2 separate regions of the Homo sapiens genome follow, and region 1 is linked to region 2. The links are chromatin contacts, found by Hi-C or POLR2A ChIA-PET in ENCODE. All regions are on one chromosome and are shown on one strand. The core of a region is the stretch at or near the end of the contact, and the rest is flanking DNA. Distances in the headings are between cores, read along the strand shown. Region 1 overlaps CDH23 (cadherin related 23). Region 2 overlaps CDH23 (cadherin related 23).

Region 1 (2,700 bases), core at 198-2,697, 60 kb after region 2:
GTGCCTGATTTATAAGGCGTTCCTTCTGATTCTCCCCAATGCTGGCATTACCAGCAAAACTAATTCTGTCATTTGGGCCTTTATAATCGCATCTGCAAGTGCTTATTTCTGTGATGGACAATGCCGGCAGAAGTGTAATTTTCTTCTGCTGACAAAAAGGAAAAAAATAAATACATACGGGGGTGAAAAATTCCAAGGTTAATACAAGGTGATTGGAGGAGCCTGTGGTGGGGGAATTGCTACATGCTTGGACTGGTGAGGCCTGAGTCAGCAATGCCAGTCTTTCTCCTGGCTGTAGCGAGGGGAAGGGGCAAGAGGGTGCCCCTCTGACATTTCGTTTTGAGCACTTAACTATGTGCCACCAAATTTACCAAGCATTTCCTGCACTTTATTTCATTCAGTCTTCCCAACAGCCCTATAGGACCAGCACCATAGTATCCCCACTTTATAGATGAAGGAGGGGACAGAGACTCAAGAGAGATCAATCGACTTGGCCAGGGTGAAACAGTCACAGCGCTAGAACATGAATCAACATGGTTAACTCCAAGGCGTGTGCTCTTAAGACCTCCCCTCCCTTGCTCCTCCCTTTGGTGGGGCTGGGGGAGTGAAGTCTGAGCCTGAGAAGTCTGAGTCTGAGCTTGAGAGCTCGGCCATGGGATCCAGGGTGCTCCTACTAGGGTCATCCTCCTCGCCCTGTTGAAGACCGATGGGCCCCCACAGGCAGTTTGCCCTTCTTGCCATGGTGGCTTCTGCTCCCTACGTTCTGCTTGGAAAGAGCGGGCTCCCAGCAACTCTAGCTATGCCTGCCAGCAAAGGTGGCAGGGGTCTCTGGCTGTGGTGGCAGGGGTCTCTGGCTGTGGTGGCAGGGGTCTCTGGCTGTGGTTTCCCAGGATGCAGCCCCTGAGCCTAGACCCTCAGATACCCAAGCAGGTGCTTCCCACAGACCCTTAAAGAAGGACTCCACCCCATCCCAGGCTTGGTCTTGGTCTGTGCAGGTGGCTTAGGGCCTGGATTGGAGGGAGCTGTGTGGCCCAACCTGAGGCCACCTTGGAAGGATGGGGCAGTCTGGCTGGCTGCAGGTGCCCTTCCTGACCCACCTGGGGCTTTTCCCATGGCACCCTCTCATGTAGTCCCCCTTCATCTTGTGCATTCAAAACTCTATGTCCAGCCCAGCTCCCGGCCCTCTGGTGCTCAGCGCAACATCTTATGCCCACTCTCTGGGGACCCGCTATTCCAACAGTGTTCAGGCCCTCCTGTCTCTTTGTCCCCTTCCTGAGAACCCCTTCTTACCCAGGCTTTCTTTGCAATTAACAGTCATCATCTCTCACCCTTTTCCATTGATTTGCCCTGGAACAGGGTCCCCCACCTTACAGGTTGCCTGCCTTGTGTGTCTTCGTGTCATCTCTCTTCCTGTGTCTCCATACTTCCTACTTCTTTAAACACATGCACGCACCACACACAACCCCTTTCTCTTCCTCTCTCTGCATCTCAGGCAGCTGCGAACAACTTTCTGCATCCTGTACCCCCTGCACACTCTCCTAGAAACTTTCCTTTTCTCTCCCTGTCTGGCTCAGGTAGACTCTACTCAGAGGTCTCCCACACCTCCACCCCTCACACACACACGCGCACACACACACACACACACACACACACACACACACACTCTCTCTCTCTTTCTCTGCCTCAAGCAGCACCCCTACTTGTCTCCAGCCCAGTCTCAGCCCCTGTGGTCTCCTCCACACCCCCTCCCTAGACACCTGGGTGTCTGTCCCTGCAGACCACAGGCTGGCAGGCACGCACTCAATCACTCCTCACCAGCGCCCACACTCCCGTCACGCACGCACACTCACAGGAATGCCCCGCACGGGGCTTCTGCTCTGAAGCAAGGCAGGCCCAGCTGCCTCCGCAGCAGCCCTGGGTCCCAGCAACAGAGGCAGGCGGCCGGTGCCGGTGAGGAGTTCTGCTCTCATGCACAAATCTGCAGAGAAGGGCACGCGGTACAATTTGTTCAGGAAACAATAGCAATGTTTGACATGTCATAAGGATTGATGGAGCAGAAATTTACATGGGAGAATGCATTTTTAAACAGCTCTGTGGAGCCCCGGTGCTTCGCTGGTAATGCTTTCCTCATTCATCATTCACTGAGCCCCTCTGTATAAGTCCTTAAACTGTGTGAGATTAACTGCACTCTTGTAAGCTCTGGGGGGTTGGAGTGGCTGGCAGGAGGTAGGAGGACTCTGCTGCAGGAACCCGGTAGCCCAGAGGCCAGGGTGACCTCCACATGCCTGCTGGGGCCCCCGAGGCCCTTTTTCCTTCCCTCCCATAGTGCTGTGGACAAGGGTTCCAGCTTCTCTCTGGCGTGTGAGGTAGAAGCCAATGGCCAGCAAATACCATCCAGTCTGCCCCACACTTCTAGGAAAATGCTTGGAGCCTTGATTTTCCCCTCTCATCTCAGAAGGAAGTGATTTAATCTGAGAAGGAAGCCAGGGCTGGATGGATGGGAGCATGGTGGGTGTTAGATGGGCAAAGGGGAAGTGTGGTGGGAAGCTGCTCTCTGAGTGCCTTTATGGGCATTCCTGGGGGTGGCCATGCACCTGGGAGAAAAGGAAATGATGGGTGCTTGAAGGAAAATGGCTCCCATTGCATTTTGTGTGACGGATAAGAGAGTACACGTCCTGGGTTGGCAATGGTACCAGGGAG
Region 2 (2,700 bases), core at 18-2,517:
AGCCCTGCTTTCTCTTTGGGGATTAGCTGGGAATCAGCTGGAGAGAAGTGACAGAGCTTCTGGCTGGTAGAAGCCGAAAACAGCAGCCTGACCAGTGGAGGACTCTGGGGTGGGGAGGGTGGCAGGGCTGGGGGCAGAGAGGCATATGGGTGTAAAAGTTTCTCTGCATCGCTGCTTCTAGGGTTCCCAAAGCTCTGCTGTGTCATTAGAATTTTCATGTCCAGACACCCAGAACCCACTATGCAAACTAACATGTCCACTCCAGAGCACAGCTGTTCACAGGCTGGAACCTAAATTTGGCTTCACCCAGAACTTGGCTGGGGAAGATCCTGGGTAGGGTGGGTGCGGGGGGGAGTTTGCATGGATGAATTTCAGGAACTCTTTTTCGGTAAACAGAAACTAACCACTCCTCTTGCAAAACTGTGCGCCTTACCCTTCCTCAATCTGCTTGTCCAAATGACCTTGACTCCAAGGGTTGTGGGGAAAAAACAGGGCCAGGCTGACAGTACAATGACAAGATGAGAGAGGTGGCAGGGAGCTGGGGTGTGGCCTGTCCTCCATGAGTCTGGCTACATGCCACCAGCCTCTGGTCGGTTTCAGCCTGTTTTTAGCAGCAGAGACAGGAGGAGGCAAGATGGTTTGCAAACCTGAGAGGCACAGATGTACAGGAAGCAGAGGTCTGTCAGGTTCTTGCTGAGCAAGTGGGAGCAACTGGGCTTCCTGGAGAACCAGACCTGCTTTCTGTCCAGTGCTGTGCCTGTCCAGTGCTGTGCCAGTGCAGTGCTTTGCCTCAGTTTCCTCATCTGCAAAATGGGGTGCTAGTGGTTAGGAGGACAGGGAGAGGAGGTGTGCGTGGGCATATGTGCGTGTGTGTGTGTGTATGTGTCGTGAACACCCTGAGACACCCAGTCTCTAAGGGGACTGTCTCACTCTGTACTCCCCGGCCCCTCACTGGGGCTGTCCCCGGTCTCTGAGGCAGGAACTGGAGGATGTGGATGGTTCCTGCAAGCCGTCTCTCCCCTGCTGCTGGGAAAATGAGTCCAGCGGAAAGCCAGAGTCCCCACATTGCCTTCAGGAAGGCCCCCAGCTCTCCCGGGTCTCATGGGTGTGGAGGCTGTGTACTACAGTGCCACCAAGCACCTGCCCCAGGGGCCAGCCCTCAAATTCTCACCTTAAAATTACCCTGTGGGGATGAGGCAGTGGTTTCTGACTGGGCTTTGAAGAGGCTTATGTGAGGCAGTGGAGTGTAGTGGTTAAGGGGACAGGCTCAAGCTGGCTGCCAAGGCATGAAGCCTGGCTCCACCCTTACCGCTGTGTGACCCTGAACAAGTCGGCTAATTCCTCTTTGCCTCAGTCTTGTCATCTGTAAGATGGGGGTATTAACAGTGCCTACTTCATAAGGCTATTATGAGGGTTACGGAGGTTAAAGTACACGAGGCATTTAGAAAAATATCGGGCACGTGTGAGGGTTTATTATTCCTCAGGGTTCAGGGGAGACGGGCAGGACGTAAGTAGCTGAGCAGGTGTGGCTCTGGGAGCCCCACCCCTGCACTGATTGTCACAGTCTGGCTTCGATCTGTTTTACACTGTACCCTGGGATGCTGCATATCATTTTGTGTATACAGAAGGTTTGTGGCTAAAGGAGGTTTGCAGCCACAATGCTGAGGCACTGATGGGAGGAGGCAGGAGCCCACCACGCCTGGGTGAGGGAGCGGGGAGCGAGGGCCACATGGAGGGCTGTGGTTAGGAAGCCTGAAGTCTGGAGACCCAACCCCAGCTTCGCTGACATCAGTCACTCTGTGCCCTGAAGTAGGCCCCACACAAGGCAGGCTCTGATGAGGGCGTACTGACCAGCCCACGAATAAGATTCACAGTCATGCAAGCCAGCATGGCTATGTGCATGTCCAGGTTACTGTGTCTGAGTCTCCATCACCAGGGCCCTGTAAGAACCAGGGGATCTGACCCTCTCAGCCATTTCCACAGGGCAGGTCTCACTCAGGGCAGTTGCAAGGACCCAGGTGTCTTCCCAGCTCTTCTTGGGGCAAAGCGTTGGAGGTGTCAGCAGGAGCTGGGTCAGGGCTGAGTCACCCACCCCAGCACAGCCCCTGAGCAATCAGACCCATCGTGTTTGTGATCGTGAGTACCCGGTGACCACCGCTCATTGTTTCCAGCCTGGGGGAAGCAGGGGGTGGAGATGGGGCTGATAAGAGGAGCCGGGCACTCAGTTCTGGGTGAAAGTCCCTGCTTGCTCTGCCTGACTCTTCCCATCTCCCTCCTACTCCTGATGTCTGGGGTCTGACTCACTGGTTTAGGGGAAGGGGCTGGGGGCTGCTGAGTGTGTAGGGGTGGGGGTGAAGCGGCCTTGAGAGGTCATCTCATTCATCTCAGTCATCCCCCTGCTGGCGGTAGTACACATAACACAACCAGTGGGAACATCTGTGTGTAGGTTTTCAGCCATTCGGGAGGACTAAGGCTGATTTGATTTTGGCTGCACAGATAAGGCTGGGCAGGAAAGAATACATTTGATGAGGCAGCTGGGAGAGGTGACTGGAATATATTAGGGTCACTTTCATTGGAAAGGGCACTGAACTTGGATTCAGAAGATGGGGGCTCCAGTCCTGATTCTATCACTAGCAACTTCTCTGTGCCTCAGTTTTCTCATCTGTAAAATGAGGTTAGCATCTGTACCTCCAAGATCAC

What was found. A loop is a pair of places that touch in the nucleus more often than their neighbours do. ChIA-PET counts read pairs that join two places held with the same protein, here RNA polymerase II (POLR2A). Pooled maps may share reads with other maps.
Region 1: a pooled map shows a loop between it and region 2 (2.1-fold over the local background). The contact joins two enhancer-like sites. A Hi-C loop is called at or near these places in 3 of 50 pooled maps. POLR2A ChIA-PET finds 5 or more read pairs at or near these places in 2 of 52 experiments (HEK293 and K562).

What each region holds. Positions count from the first base shown.
Region 1 is chr10:71,666,323-71,669,022 of GRCh38, reverse strand. All of the region lies in intron 14 of CDH23 (cadherin related 23), which reads right to left. Among named protein-coding and RNA genes, the nearest start is that of C10orf105, 52 kb to the left of the region's middle. Within about 2 kb of position 1,447, at least 2 of the 41 ENCODE cell types and tissues checked have a DNase peak (open chromatin) inside an H3K27ac peak, as active enhancers do.
Region 2 is chr10:71,725,843-71,728,542 of GRCh38, reverse strand. All of the region lies in intron 30 of CDH23 (cadherin related 23), which reads right to left. It also overlaps a transcript of C10orf105 not described here. Among named protein-coding and RNA genes, the nearest start is that of C10orf105, 7.4 kb to the right of the region's middle. RefSeq lists enhancers at 1,287-2,059, 2,060-2,700, 1,819-2,700. Within about 2 kb of position 1,267, at least 29 of the 41 ENCODE cell types and tissues checked have a DNase peak (open chromatin) inside an H3K27ac peak, as active enhancers do.